2 separate regions of the Mus musculus genome follow, and region 2 is linked to region 1. The links are chromatin contacts, found by Hi-C or POLR2A ChIA-PET in ENCODE. All regions are on one chromosome and are shown on one strand. The core of a region is the stretch at or near the end of the contact, and the rest is flanking DNA. Distances in the headings are between cores, read along the strand shown. Region 1 holds the start of Gfpt2 (glutamine fructose-6-phosphate transaminase 2). Region 2 has its middle 38 kb from the start of Gfpt2.

Region 1 (7,789 bases), core at 2,500-4,999:
AGAAAAAAGACAAGGTCCCACTTCTAAAGTTTCCAGAACCCCCCCCCCCCAAACAGTATTGATAGCCAGAGACCAAGCATTAAACACATAGGTCTGTAGGGAAATCTCCTATTTAAGCCATTATACAGCCCTGCAGAAGGAGAGGTTATATGACAGGCCTCCTGTGCTATACCCAAGTTTCTATTCCTTGATGCTTCCCCCTCATATCTAGCTGAGGGCTAGGGAGATAGCCTGAGGTAGAGAACTCCATCCAAGTCTCCACACATGGGACTTGGCCTATACACCTAGGATCCTACCTGTTACCTGCCTTGAACCTTACTCACAGGTCTCCCTTGGATCTCCCTTCATACACACCCCATACCTCTTTATCTAACAAGAGGTTTTCAGCTGCAAATCTCAGTATCCCTCACCCTGAACTCCTGAGGAGTTCTGCTTAAATCCAGGAAGCCCTATGCTGGGTTGGGCTAGGTGTCTAGACAACTGGATTCAAGTGGTGTTTCTGTATTGGGAGGATTAAAAGGATATTAAGGAGAAGACATATCTCAGATTGCCCTGTTGATAGCCCAACTCACAGAGCTGAGGCTGAGAGAAACTTGGCAGTGAAGTCCCTTATGATAACATGCTAAATGGTGAAAATCCAGGGCCCCAAAAGAGTTGCTATGTCATGGACAAATTGGGCACCATGGTCAGACTCCAGCAATAGCATCCCAGGGAAGGCAGATGAGCAGAGCCTGTGCCTGGGAGATGGCAGATTCACATACCATGTCAGGAGGATAGCTGTGGAGCTTCACTGGGCTATTCAGGTAGAATGGCCATGGGCCAGAGAGGAGCAGAGAGTAAATCTCCCAACTACAGAGAGGGTTGAGACACGTGTATAGGTGAAGAAGCCAATACATGCCTCACCTTCTTGGCCAGTGGGGTCAAAGTGTCCCTGAAAAGTGGTGCTAGAATCACCCATAGACAGCATGTTAGTACTGGACATCCAGGGCCCCCAGGCCAGGTACAGCAGCCTGCTCTGAATGGGTAGACAGGGTTCTGCCTATGGGTATACAGGCTCACCCTCCTCTAAAGAGAGGTACAAGCCATGCTGAGAGAGGTTCTGATGCTCCTTTCCACTGCTTCTGTCCTCCAAAAGGGTCCATACCTGAACTCCCACAGCTAAATCCTCATCGATGGTTTGACTCTTTGGGGATTTCTTGCATACATTGGAGCAGGTCCCTGACTAGGATGAGGACATGAAAGTTACCTCCAACAAGGACCTAATGGACTAGGGCTGTCGCTCCCTACCTGAGCATTCCACCGAACCTCTCTCTGGTCAGAGTACTTGTAGGGTGAAGGTGTCAGGGCTGCACTTAGTCTCACATGACAGAAGCGACTGCAGTGGGTAGTCAAGTAAAGATAGGAATTTATTAAGTTTTCTCTCACAGAACGCCATAGGCTAGGTGATTCCTAAGTAATAAATCCTTATAGCCTTGTGGTTTTTAGAGGCTAGGAGGTCGGTAAGTGAGGGGTGGTGTCTGGCATGGATCTTCCTGTCATATTATCCTACAGGAAGATAACCTCGATCTAGAGGATGTGAGAGGCTATACTCAAAGGTCCGTGCACTCTTTTAATTAGCATTAATTTGTTGGTGGAGGTGCAGCCTTCGTAGCCCAATCGATTTTCAGAGGTCCTGCCTGGTAATAGTAGATCATTGAAAATTGTATCACACAGCACTTGCTTTGGGGACATGTTTAAACCACAGAGCTGTGATTATGAAAAAAATCCATGAACAGTCAGGGCTCTGGAAATGTGTAACTTTGTCCATCTAAGGATCCAATTTACTCTGGCTCGTTCCACTCTTAGACACCCTCTATCTCATCCCAAATGTGATCACTAACTCCCCAAACTATCCCCCATACAGCTGTACCAAGAGAATCTGTTCTTTTCTGTTTCCTCTATGTCTCCAAATGCAGGAGGTTGTTGAGCATGGTCACATAAAATCCCTGACCAATCCTAGAGCCAGGTGAGTCCAGTGGCTATGACTCTTCCAAAGGCTCCCAGGCCTACTGGTCCCAAAAGCAAAGGATGCCTCCAGGGGTCATAGCAGTCACCCCTGCCACTTTTCATATGGAGACACAAAATTACAATAAAAGTGGAGGACAGATATGCACTATGCAAGGACACGGGGATCCTGGTATTTTGGTGCCAGTAGAAGGCCTGTTTCTTGTCCCCTTCTGTGGAGTTCTGCCCAGCCCAGGGCCTTCTCTACAGAGATGTCAGATGTCCAATTTCCTATGTGACCACCAGCTTAGTGTCTGCCCCACCCATTGTTTTGTAAGAGCCAGGAGGCTGGATCTGTCTTCATTCATTAAGTTCCTATCACCAGGAGAGATGTGAAGTGCAGATTTGGGAATGAATGATGAATGGGTAAATGAATGAATGAGTGTCACCTTGCGTCGCTGAGGTGAAGGAGCAGTGCTGCTCCTGAGTCAGCTTTAGGCATCAGATGATTCAGCCCAACCTTCTCAGTCAGTACCATCGAATTTCAAACTCCTCAGTGGGCACAACACCTCCATTCCCAGGGAGCTGCAAAGCTACGGAAAAAAAAAAAAACAAAACAAAAAAAAAACGCCAAACACAAGACTTACGCTAGTTTTTCTCTTTAAAAACTATAATTGGGGAATACCATTGATTTAGATTTCAACAATTTATTTATTTATTTAAGTTAAACCATGCACACACAGATGGCTTCAAAGTGAGCAAATATTGGGCCAGGTCTTTTCTCAGGAGATGAGGGGGCTGGAGAACAGAGAGGAGAGGAGGAGACAGCCGGGAACTAGGGCGGGGGAAAGCCAGCCTCGTGACTCATCCGTCGCAGGGTCGAACCAAGGCTCCAGGTCACTGTGGGGCGGTGGAGCCCCTGGCTTGGATGCAGGCTCACGGCTTGCCAGACGGGTCTGCCAGCGCATCTCCATTATGGGGCGGTTTCCGGGGCGGCCCAGCTTTCCTTTAGACCTGGGGGATGCCTACCCCCTGCACCTCTCAGGTCCGGGCTCTGGCACATCTTGGTCAATATCTTATATCTTAATAAGGAGCTTCAATTTTCTCCCTTTTTCAGCCAAGCCCAGTTTGCTCCTGGCAGGCTTGGAAGAAGTTCACAAGCCTAGTGTGTGCTACTTTTTCTTGCTCTGAAAGAAGTTTGGAATAGTGAGTGGGGCATGTTGCAAGAATAGGAGTCCACTCTGTGTGTGTGTGTGTGTGTGTGTGTGTGTGTGTGTGTGTGTGTGAGAGAGAGAGAGAGAGAGAGACAGAGAGAGAGACAGAGAGACAGAGAGAGAGACAGAGAGACAGAGAGAGAAAGGCAGAGAGGGAGACAGAGACAGAGAGAGACAGATTGGTTGTACTCTGTGTCTACACAGTCTGTCTGGCCTTAACCTCAGGAGGATCTGAGAGGTACATTTTATTATTATCACATTTTACAAATGAAGAAACTGAGGCACGGAGCGATCTGTCCCCCTTGCTAAAGTTTCACGTCTAATATGACTGACTCAAAATTCCAACTCAAGGTGTTTACCACCGATTGGGCTTCCTCCCTCCCCTTACAGTAGAGACTGGAGCTTGGGAGCCGCCCCTCACCCCTTACCCTGAGTCTTGGGGGCCCCCCGCTGTTGTCACGACAACCAGAAACCAATAAGGAGCAAGCAGGCGGCAGGAGGCTCCGCCCCAGCCCCACCCCTCTCGGAGGGCTACTGGCTGGCTATAAGGGCAGGAGACCGAGCGGCGGGAGCCTGAGCCAGGGAGCGCGAGGCGCAGCGAGTCGTCTGAGCGTCTGGAGCGATCGGAGCCACCATGTGCGGTGAGTGCACAGCGGCCTTCTCCCTCAGAGCCTAGGCCAGAGAGCCAGGCACAGGGGACCTGCTAGGGGCGGCGATTGTGGGGCTTTCATTAGCCAGGCCTTCCTTCCCCGCGCGCGGACCCAGAGTGACGTCTCGGGGACATGGGGGCGTGGGGAGGAGGACGACTAAACTCCGTGTAAGAGGAACCAAGCCAGGACCTCACAGAGCAGGGGCAACGAGGCAGGTCCCAGAAAAGGAGCCCCGCAACACAGAGGTGTCTCCACCAGGAGGGTGCTTCCTTCACTTGGCCCACAAAGGCCGCCACGAGCAACCTCATCATTCCGGGCTCGGAGTGGTGGTCCAGAGTCCCAGTTTGCCGCGCCCACCGAGGACAGGAGACCTCACCTGTGCGGTGTCAGCAGCCCGCCCCGGGGCGTCCCAAACAGCTCCTGGTGCGCTCAGAAAGGTTTGCCCATCTTGCTTGCGACTCAAAAAGAATCTCCTGTCCCTAGAAGGGTGGGAACTGTGGAAAAGCTTTGCTGGAACGAGCTCTTGGCGACAGGATAGATAGTGACTTCCCCGGAGCCTTGGCCCAAAGCTAGGAGCGGGAGCCCTGGACCGGATAGCTGCGCAGCCCGGAGCGACGCCGAGGTGTCCAGCCGGGTTTTGAGAGCAGAAGGGAGGCGGCCGCCCTGGGCGCACATCTGCAATTCCTTACCCTCCTGGCTGGCTGGGCCGCCTCCGCTGGCTGGCTGGCCGGGGAAAGCCGGGAACTTCTGGGACAAAAGGTCACTGTGCGCTTTTTTTTTTCCTGCCTTGAGTAGGATTCAGTTACCCACTCCAGCCCCCTGCGGCTGGAGAACCTGGTGGAACTTTTGAAGCCATGAAAGGCGCCTCTCTGACTTTGCTGAAGGCTTGTGGGGTGGGGTGTGCCAGTGGGTGAGTCCAAAGCCAAGGTCTGTACAGGCCTTGTTTCATGAGCCAGGAGACCAGGAGAAAGGAACCACAGAGCAAGGATTAGGCAGGAACCATGGGGACGCAGCCTCATCCAGAGAGAGCCGGGGTCAGTTTAAAATCCTGGATCCTCAGACAGAATCTTAGGACTCCTGGGCATCCTTTGGCAACGTGTGTGAAAGGTTGCTTCAGGCGTTTCTGGACACTGAAATGAAACAAATGTATAAGTTTTGTCAGATTCAACCCGCCCCCCGCCCGCCCCCCCCCCCCGTTTGAGTTCTTGTAGATCTTTAGCCACCGGTGGCTTTAGAACCAGACTTTAGCAAGAGACCTGAAACTACTTGAGCTCCAGGGCTTTCCTTGCTGAGCCTCTCAGATGGCCCTGCATCTCCACCATCAACCACCTCAGCTTCCCACCCTGTTTCCTCCTGGCGTCTGCCTTTCTTCTGTGTCTTTCCAAGCTCTGGAGAACTGTCTCCTCCAACCCTTTGGAAGAGATGGGGTTTGGGTTATAACCAACCCGTCTCCTTTCTAGACTTTGGTATTGATTTGTGACTGAGTATGAGAAGTGCTTTGAGGTCACCAAAGAATGTCTAGGATGCAGTAGAAGTCTTGGCCCAGCTGTGCGCCTATTCAGAACCAGAATCAAAGGAGCCAGATGAGCTAGGCGAGGTTAACTCCTCAAACTTCAGGGTTTTTTTTTTTTTTGAAGCCGTCCTTGCTGATGTCTGACCCAGCCAGCTGCCTGGAATTGAGCATACTGGTCTGGGTGCTCTTGGACTTCGTGTTCTGCACTGGATACTGGCTTTCCTTTTATGGTCGTTTTCACTTGCAATTTAGTGACTTTTACAGAAAAAAAAATGATAATGATCGTGTTTTTGGCACAAGGGTACAACAAATATTGAATCAGTTTCACTCTACATTTGGGGGAAACTGAGCCCCAGGGAGGCCTGTCTGAATAGGAACCTTAAGGTCATTTCAATGTCCTGGGCCATGTCTGCTGCTTTCATTCAAAGCAGCCTCAGGTTTCAGGGATCAAGACCAAAGGCCTTATGGGATGGTAAGCTGATGAGATATGACATCCAATGATGTCTCCATCCACAGAAAGCTGGGGCCCAACAGGAACCAACCCTCAAAGAGAACAGATGTGCTTTAGTGTACCAAGAGTTAAGCTGACCCTTAAATGTTGTCTTAGCTTCCTTTCCTGTTGCTGAGAGAAAACATCCTGGCAGAAGCAACTTAAGAGAGAAAGGACTTGTCCCAAGTTACAGTCCATCATTGTGTGGGAATCCAGGTTGCAGGAATGTGAGGGACCCAGGTAGATTAAGTCCAGGCGAGAGCAGAGAACAGGAGTGAACGCATGCAGCACTTAGCAATCCGCCTTCCCTAGCGACCTGCCTTCTTCCATTCAACCTAGCACACAACCCACAAAATGGCCCCATCTATATTTAAGGTGAGCCTTTCTATCTAAACTAATACAAGTCAAAATATCTACTACAAGCATGCCCACAGGCCAACTTAAATCCACCTTCATTGAGACTCGCTTCCCAGGTGATTCTAGAAAGAGCCACTATTAAGCCAACCCTCGTAGGTACCCACGTGCAGTTTTATTGACATCAGAGTTCCCTGCATTCTGTTGACTTCCTGCCAATAGGAAGGTTACTGTGTTCTTTCTCCCTGCCCCCTTTGTGGTCTTCCTTTCCTTCCTGCTTTTATTCTTCATGAAATCGCAAATGATTGCCTGTGGAGAGGTTCTATGTTTTCTATGCTCTGAGGTTCTAAAGGGCATGTGGCTGTGCCACTCATTACTTCTAAGAAGGGACAGGTGAAGAAAATGGCCATTCTGTAAGCCAGTCACTCTCCAGCAACAAGATCATCTCAGCTGGCAAATGCTGCTACACAAAAGATACCTCAGACATAGGCTACACCCTGGCAGTACCAGGCTGAACCAGGCAGACAGACAGCTTTTTGTTCAACGCATAGGGTTTAAATATTTTTTTTAGTTATCAGATTTCAAAATTAGGAGAGTTCATATACATTTTTCTTTAATCTTAAAAAGGATTCAAAGATGAGCAACCTTGAGTCCGTATTTCTGAGGAGCATTCTGGTGGTCTTTTAGGTGATGGACACTGGCTCTTTCTTGGATGTCTCACTCATTGAAACATCACAGAGCTACCTGTTGACTCCCAGAAGTTTGGGACCGCATAGAGAGACTGAGAGCTAATGGGCAAGAGGAATGAGAGAGGCCTGCGGTAGGGCCTCCAGGTTTAAGTGTGAGCTCTGCAGAGAGAGGAGCTCACAGGCCTGCCTGGCTAGGGGCACAGCATCACGCCATTCTTGTGGTCACATGACCCCCTCCTCTTCCATGGCCAGGCTCCCCTTCTTTAAAGGACACTTGTGATGGTTCTTTGGATTCTTGGATTATCTGAAACAGTTTGAGCCCCTTGAGCCCCTTTGCTCTCATCCGTATAGACTTTCCTCACATAAAGCAAAACCTCTACAGAGTCTTTTCAAATATTTAGAATCCTGGCTGCTCAAGTCTTGCCCTTGAGGGCCCAATTCAGAGATTCATAAACGGGCTTCCTGAACCCCCATACACCCAAGCACCCTGGTCCTAGCACTCTCAGACTAGACCCATCACTGTCAGAAGGCGAGTGAAAGATCATTTGAATACCTCCAGCTTCATGGACATAGTGCCACATTCCTAGTTGGACCAAATAGACTTCCTCATTTATTTAATAGTTAGTTGCTGGGCCATATGGTAAGGCATTCACAGCATCTCTTGCCCTTCACATGGTACACACTCCGCCTGTTTATTAGGTCTCTAGGAGAAGCAGCCATGGGTTTTATTTCTCCAGATTTGTCCAGAATTGCACACATACATGTGTGCATGCACACACACAGAGTCTGCTTGTATGTTGCAGCCTTTGGGGGAGAATCGTCCACTGTATAAAGAGGAATTGCCTTTTATCTCAGCTGGAGAGCACGTCTTCTGTGTCAATTGCTTAGTGTCCATT
Region 2 (7,789 bases), core at 1,697-4,196, 39 kb before region 1:
GTTCAAGGCCAGAAAGAGTTTCCAGAGCACCCAGAGCTACATTGAAAAACAAAACAAAACAAAACACCCTGTCTTGGAGAAAGAAAGAGAGGGGGGGAGGGAGGGAGGGAAGGAGGGAGGGAGGGAGGAAGGAAGGAAGGAAGGAAGGAAGGAAAGAAGGAAAGAAAAAAGGAGTCTAGAGCTAGAGAGATGACTCAAAAGATTAAAAATACTTGTTGCCCTTGTAGAGGACCTGGGTTCAACTCTCAGAACCCACATGGAGGCTCACAACCATTTGTAATTCCATTTTAACGGGATCCAAAGGTCTCTTCTACCTCTGCAGGTACACACATGGTACACAGATGTATGTACATGCAATCAAAGTGTTCATACACATTAAATAAATAAATGAATCTGAAAAAATTAAAGAATTATTTATTTGAGTATACTGTAGCTGTCTTCAGATACACCAGAAGAAGGCATTAGATCCCATTACAGATGGTTGCAGGCCACTATGTGATTGCTGAGGATTGAACTTGGGACCTCTGGAAGAGCAGTTAGTGCTCTAAACAGCTGAGCCATCTCTCCAACCCTGCTGAAGAGAATTTTAAAGCAAGTTCAAAGGTAGGGAAGTCTTGATCTGGGAATGGTACTGCTCTTAATGCCAGAATTGCTGTGGGAAGTTTCAGTCCATGTACAGGGTAAATTTAAAAGTAGCAGCTTCCATCCAGTCCTAAATGGGATGTCTTTATTAAACACTATCCCTCAAGGCCCAGGAATCTTTGTGAAAGAGAAAGATTGTAAGAGCCAGAGGTAGTGAAAAACTCAAAGAAAAACATGTGTGTCTTCCTGATACACATATGAACTCACAAAGAGTGACACCATGAACAAGGCATGTGCTGGTTCAAACAAGATAAAAATCCCACTGCTGAGACGGGGAGGGGGACACAGCTCTACCCTTAACCAGTAGGCTGTATGAGACTGATTGCTGTGCATGTAACAATTCTTGATTCTCTAGTGCTTTTCTGCAAGCATGGGCACCTCATGTCCTTCTACAGTCACCTTGACTCCAAGTCAATTGCCCCAATCCCCCTCCCCCACAGCCCCTCCTCAGTGTATCAGTTGGGACCTGGAGAAGTGACTGTAGCGGCCTCCTTAAGACATTGTCACACCGTGAGTCTCAGCTTGTCTGCCTGCCACCTCTAATGAGGTCTATTGGGTAACTCTGGAGCTGGGTGGAGAGTGATGAGGAGAGACACCCAGACATTTGGTCAGTGCCACATCTGTATATCCCCAGGATAACCCAGGATAATCCTAGGATAACCCCAGGCCTCATGAATCAGTTCTTGCTTGCCCAAGTATCCTTTGTGTGGGGGTGCAGTGGGGTGGGGTGGCTCTGAGGTCCTGGCTGAGGCTTTAGAAGCCCCTTCCTAAGTATCTGTTGAGGATATGACTCTGTGAGGTCCTCTTCTTAGCTTCACTACAGGGTCGCCCGCAGCAAACCTTCAGCTGTGCACTTGACCCAGGGTGGAGAGACAGAAGGTGTTGAATCTGTCCTTGCTTCCTGTTGGCAGTCGTGGCAGCCTCTGGGCCTCAGGACCCTTGTGTTTATATCAAGTGCCACATTTTACTAAAGAGCAGAGGACACAGAGGGTCACTGGGGCCCATCTCAGCCCTTAGGTATGTTTGTTTGAACTGGTCCTCACAGAACATTCTGAACTGTAGTCAACATTTTAATGTCAGAAAGGTTTTAAAGAAGGAGGGGAAACAGCACTGTGGTCCAGTGACATGTGATCCAGAGTTTGACAATTCCACTGTGGCTGGGTGGTGGCCATCCCTTCAGACAAGGATCTCCCCAGCTGCTCACAATCGCTGCAACTGCTTGCTTCTCCAGCAGGGAGCTGTGTCTGCATCTTACTAGCTTCATGGTAGGGGTTGGACCACAGCTATGACCATGCCACCAATGAGCTGGATCAGATAGAGACATCCCTAACACACACACACACACACACACACACACACACACACACACACACACATGTCTGACTGTGCGCACATGCATGGTTCCTGTCAAGGCTCTGGGCTATGTCCCAGCCTTGGCCTCAAGTATGTGTTGACTACAATTCTTTATGGAAAAAGTCACTCTCCCTTACCCACCAACCATGAACATAGCACAGGAGGTGAGGACATGGAGGCAGGGGTGGCGGAAGCCCCTAGTGGGGGTTATCCCATTAGCCCCCTTTCTCCTCCTTAATACCCAAACTGAGAACCTGAAGCCAGCATTCAAGGCCTGACTCCAGACATTGAAGGTAATTCCCCACCTTGTCTGAAGTTTATGGTCAGAGTTGGGAGTACTCAGAAAGTATAGACATGGGAGGATGAGTGATAAGAAGCCTGGAGGGGGTTGGAAAGATGGTTTAGCAGTTAAGAGCACTGGTTGTTCTTCCAAAGGACTCAGATTCAATTCTCAGCACCCACAGGCAGCTCAAAACTGTCTGTAACTCCAGTTCCAGGGGACCAGATACCTTCACACAGATATACCTGCAGGCAAAACACCAACGTACATAAATAAAAATAAAAAACTTGGAAATAGGAATTCTGGATACCCAGAGAGCCAGGATTATGTGAAGTCGGCCCATCATCTCTCTCAGCCAGAACTTTGTAGCTTGGAAGTGGAGAGAAAGCAGAAAGGTATCCATCATTGGAAACTTTCAGGGTGGGGCCATCCCTGTCACCCCACACACTGAGCCTGCAATTCCTGAATTTAAAAGGAAGAAAACAGAAGCAGACAGGTCGACACTGACTGGGTCCCAGCTGTCTAGCCCTTGCAGTTGGCTGTCTGTCAGGTGGCTCTTCTGTCCTCTATGCCTGAGATCTTTTCCCTTATCTTTTTTGGTAAGCTCCTTCAAGACACAGTGGAAAAATCCGTTCGTTTCCAAAGCTTCCTTCTCCTCTTTCTGCCGGACATTCAGAGATCTGCTGGGGCTTCCCCCTTTTCCTTCCTGGCCACACGGGATAAGCAGTAATGGAATATTCCTCCATGAGGCCCCATGATCAGGGAACAAAGACCACTCCTTGCACTCTCAACACTCAAAGCAAGGAAAGCTCCCAGAGACGCCCAGCACACTTCTGACCTGTGTTTCATGGGTGTACAAACTGCATGTTCTTCCCTAGAGGCCCATGTGCCTGTGTGGTCAAGAAAGCCAGCTCTGACGTGTGAGAATCATGTACATCAGGCCCAGGGGACGGGAGGGGTCTGTCTGACCTCAGAGGGGAGTGTGGGGACACATGAAGTCATGCTTGTTTACGTCGCCTGTCATTTCCTCCCTGCTGAGCCACACAACTTTCCTTACCCCTCGGCCAGCCTCTGATTTATTCCCTGGCGTCATACACACTTTCAGTTTTGCTGCCCGTGGGGATGGCAAGGTCAGAACTGTTTGTCTGCAATAGGGGATAATGAATGTTAGCAAAGTTTGGCTTAGGGAATGCAAGACCCTCCCAGCAGCTGTCTAGTTCAAGCCTGGTGCAAGCTGGGAGATATCCCAGCCACATCACAACATCTGTGCAACGGGGACAGATTCACAGAGAGTCCATACCTGGGAAGCTCCTTGAGGGACAGAGGAGTGAGGGGGTCACCTGCCTCTATGGAGGACCCAGCAGTGTGGTTATTATCCTGGGCCTGTGGGCACCCACTTCCTGGCCCCACTTGTTCTGCTATGTCTGTAGCTGGTTGGCAGGAGACATAACTTTCCCCTGTGCAGGACTGGGGATGACTCCTCTTTGAGGCCCCTGCCCAAGGCCTCGTGGAAGCAGTATTGAAGCTAGGGATGAAAGGGTCTTTCTAAGTTGGCTTTCCCAGACCGCACTATTTACAGGCCTTGTTCACAGGAGCCGGAGAAGTGAATCTGAAGTAAGGGATGGCAGAGGGGCCTCAGAGAAAGGAGACGGGCAGGCCGTGAGCTCAGACATGGGGTCAGCAGGTGGAGGGAAGCACTGGTAAGAATGGTGTGGGGTGGCACACAGAGGCAGGTGAATCTCCATGAGTTCCAGGACAGCCTGGTCTACAGAGTGAGTTCCAGGACAGCCAGGACTACACAGAGAAACCCTGCCTTGAACCCCTCCCCCAAAAGGGGAGGTCTGAGGGGAGATGGGCTGTCAGGAAGGAGAAGCATGGGGGCAGAGTGAAGCAAGAAGGCCCTCGAGTTCCCTGTTGAAGGTAGAAGGGAGCCCAGTTCTAATTTGTTTCTTCCAGTACTGGTCCCTGGGGCAAAATGCCCTCCAAGGCTACACTGTGGGAGGAATGGAGGATCTCACAGAGCAGGGGTCCGAGCAGTATGTAAAGCTACTCAAAAGCACGGATGTTCACAAAGGTCGGCCAAGCAACTGTGTGCTGGGATATATGAACTGCACAGTTAAATATGAACAGGAACACAGATGCACACAGACACACGTGTGTAAGCGCTGTCCCATTCGGTAGGCATGTAGCCACTGCATGTTTCCCTGGAAGTCTGTCAGGCCCTCCTCAAGAACATACTCTTCTACCTGCAATGTCAGAGACTGGATCTGTCCATTCACTGGCTCTTGTGTTTTTTTTCTTCTTGAGGAGAGGTAGTTTGCATGGAGTAAAAGTCCCAAGTCCATTTCTAGTACACTTACTCTTAGGCCCATGTAACCTCTGCCCAGATTAAACCAAGAAAATATTTGGGGGCTGGAGAGGGTGGCTCAGTGATTAAGAACACTTGTTATGCCAGGCGTAGTGGCACACGCCTTTAATCCCAGCACTCAGGAGGCAGGGGCAGGCAGATTTCTGAGTTCGAGGCCAGCCTGGTCTACAAAGTGAGTTCCAGGACAGCCAGGGCTACACAGAGAAACCCTGTCTCGGAAAAAAAAAAAAAAAAAAAAAGGACTCTTGTTCCCAAACTCCCATAGTAGCTCACAACCATCTGTAACTGCAGTTCCAAGAGATCCAGCCCCTCTTCTGGCATCCAGGGGAAACAGGCACACACAGTACACACACATACAGGCAGGCAAAACATTCATTCACATAAAATAAAAATAAATCTTTAAAACATAATAAAGTTAGCAATTCTAACAAGAATGTAGTGACCTGTCATCATGATTTTGATTTGCATTTTCCTTATGATGATTTTCCCCAAATTTTTTTATTGGAGAGTGTGTTTTGTTTTCTTTTTGATGAGTAGGCTTTTTGTGGGATATGTGTGTGTGTGTGTGTGTGTGTGTGTGTGTGTATGTGTGTGTGTGTGTGTGTGTATGTGTATCCTAGATTCTAGTCACCTGTCAGTCTATAAGAAATTTCTCCCGGTATGTGACTTACTTTGTTACATTTAAAATATTGTCTATGAGTAAGCAAAAGTACTTTTTACCCAGGCTAGCCTCAATCTCTAGATCCTCCTGCCTCATCCTCCCCAGGAACTGTAGGCACACACCACCACACCAAGCTCCTGAAAAGTATTTTGAAATGAACCGCAGATTTAAATGGGAAAGAGAAACCAGCACTACTTCTAGAAGAAGAAAAGAATGTCTTTTCAGCTCAGAGTAGAACAAGGCATCTTTCATTAATGTTTAAAGCTTGCAAAGATCCTTGAGTGAAACAGAAAGTGTGGTGTCATCCACGAAACAACTCAGAGACGACTACAATAAAATTAAACTTTGGACTCTTGCTTATGCTATTTTAAGACCCGCTTTGGTCTCTTTACTTTCCTGGGTTCTTGTTGTTTTACTATTATTTTAGAATTTAAATCAATCTGATTTAACCCATTCTAACCCAACACAACCAGATCCAACTGTTAACTCCTTGTGAAAAGTTCACATGAACCTACACATGGTACTGAGCCTGATCGCACATCATGGATATCTGTACAGACTCTTGTCCATTTCTTACATACATGGGATATAATTTGACCCAGCTTGTGTACTTGTCCCCATCACTCTCTCTCATCTCCTCCATTCTCTAAAACAAATCCTCATAAGCCTTCCTCTTATTTACATGCATCATGTCCTGTCTTCTTTTTCTAATGATCTACTAAATTTAATTAGGACATCTTGCATGAGTCTGGGTGTGGGGCTATTTACTGGAGTATGGGCAACTTACCAGTGGCCACATCATTGCAGAAAAATGACTCACTTTCCACCAGTAGCCGTCAGCTGCCAACCGCTCCTCCAGTGAGAGGTGGGACCTCTGAGGCCCACCCCCATCCATGGTGGACTATTGAGAAACTTGGCCTTGGGCAGCTGCGGTGAATTTATTCTGTCTTTACAGCACTTCACAGCCTTCTTTCCCATCCCATCTTCATACATCCCTTTCTGTCCCCTCTTCCTTGATGTTTCCTGAGCCCTGGAAGAGTTGACATAAGTGTCCTGTTTAGCACTGAGCACTCAACGGTAACTTAGTTTCAGCATTTTGGCCAATTATGAGTGTCTTCGTCAACCAATGTTCTCTGCAAAAACAAGCATCCCCAGCGAAGGTTGAGGGCAACTCGAAATTATTAGTACAATTCTAAATATTTATAAGGTAATTTGACAAACTGTCTATTTAGAAAAACAATAGTTATGGCCTCCCTAGTTGGGGACTTTTTAACTTTTTCTTTTGTTTTATGTGTATGAGTGTTTTAACGGCCTGTAGCCTGTCTGTGTGCCCTGTTTGTGCCTATGGATGCCAGGTGGTATCTTCAGCAATGAGGTCTTAACGTCTAGTTTTAATGGGCATCCAAGAGCAATGACAATAGCCTGTGTTGTTTTGGGACCTCTGGGACCTCCACGGCCAATAATCCATAAGGAAGTATCCCACACCAGCAGTTTGGATTCTTCCTAATAATATGTCTCATCTTCAACTCTCTCAATCACTAGATATAAATTCTCTGTGTGTGGTGTATACATATATTTGCATGTATGTGCAGATACATGTGCCTGTGTGTGCACACGTGGAGGCCAGAAGTCACTGTCTCCTGTATTGCTCTCTACCTTATCTTTTGAGACAGAGTCTCTCACTGAACCTTGAGCTCATCATTTTAGCTAGACTGACTGGACAACAATCCCGTGACCCACCTGTCTCTGCCTCTCCCAGCCCCAGTGATGCAATAGCAGACCTAGACTGCTGTGTTCATCTTTTACTTGGGTTATGGGAATCTGAACTCAGGTCCTCATGCTTGCATAAGATACTGTATAGTTTTATGTCAGGTTGACACAAGCTAAAGTCATCTGAGAAGAGGGTGCCTCAATTAATAGAATGCCGTGAGATTGGGCTGTAGGCAAGCCTGTAGGGCATTTTCTTAGTGATGGATGGATGAATGGATGGATGGATGGATGGATGGATGAGGGCTCAGCTCATTGTGAGTGGTGCCATCCCTGGTTGGGTGGTTCTAGTTTCTGTAAGAAAGCAGGCTGAGCAAGCTGTGGAGAACAAGCCAGTAAGCAGCACGTCTCTGTGGCCTCTGTATCAGCTCCTGCCTGCAGGTTCCTGCCCTGTTTGAGTTCCTGCCCTAGCTTCCTTCAATGCTGTACTATGGTATAGAAGTATACACTGAATATGTTGTGTTTTATAAAAAGGAAAGGAAGCCAGGGATATGTTTGGTAGAGGTGCTACGGTATGGTGAGGTGGAAGGGACACCTCTACGGGCCCCTGCTGAGAAATCCTTTGCCCCTGAGGTGCCAGACACTTGTCGGGTATAATATAGAATAAAGTTTATTTAGGGCATGGGGAGGGGAGATGAGAAGGGAGGAGGGAGAGAGAGAGAGAGAGAGAGAGAGAGAGAGAGAGCATGAACATGTGGAGAGGGGGAAGGGTAATGGG

What was found. Hi-C counts contacts between places; a loop is a spot of excess contacts on that map. ChIA-PET counts read pairs that join two places held with the same protein, here RNA polymerase II (POLR2A).
Region 2: a map of heart shows a loop between it and region 1 (1.8-fold over the local background). The contact joins the enhancer-like site here to the promoter of Gfpt2 in region 1. A Hi-C loop is called at or near these places in 2 of 37 maps with a recorded cell type or tissue (heart and left cerebral cortex). POLR2A ChIA-PET finds 5 or more read pairs at or near these places in 3 of 5 experiments (all embryonic stem cell).

Annotation. Positions count from the first base shown.
Region 1 is chr11:49,790,406-49,798,194 of GRCm38, forward strand. It overlaps Gfpt2 (glutamine fructose-6-phosphate transaminase 2), which reads left to right and starts at 3,750. Exons shown (of 19, transcript NM_013529.3): 1 at 3,750-3,838. The coding sequence starts at 3,832. It overlaps Gm36507 (a long non-coding RNA gene), which reads right to left. Exons shown (of 4, transcript XR_003949545.1): 4 at 3,833-4,977.
Region 2 is chr11:49,752,150-49,759,938 of GRCm38, forward strand. No RefSeq gene overlaps it. Among named protein-coding and RNA genes, the nearest start is that of Gfpt2, 38 kb to the right of the region's middle. Within about 2 kb of position 2,947, at least 1 of the 3 ENCODE cell types and tissues checked has a DNase peak (open chromatin) inside an H3K27ac peak, as active enhancers do; it is heart, where a contact is called at or near this core.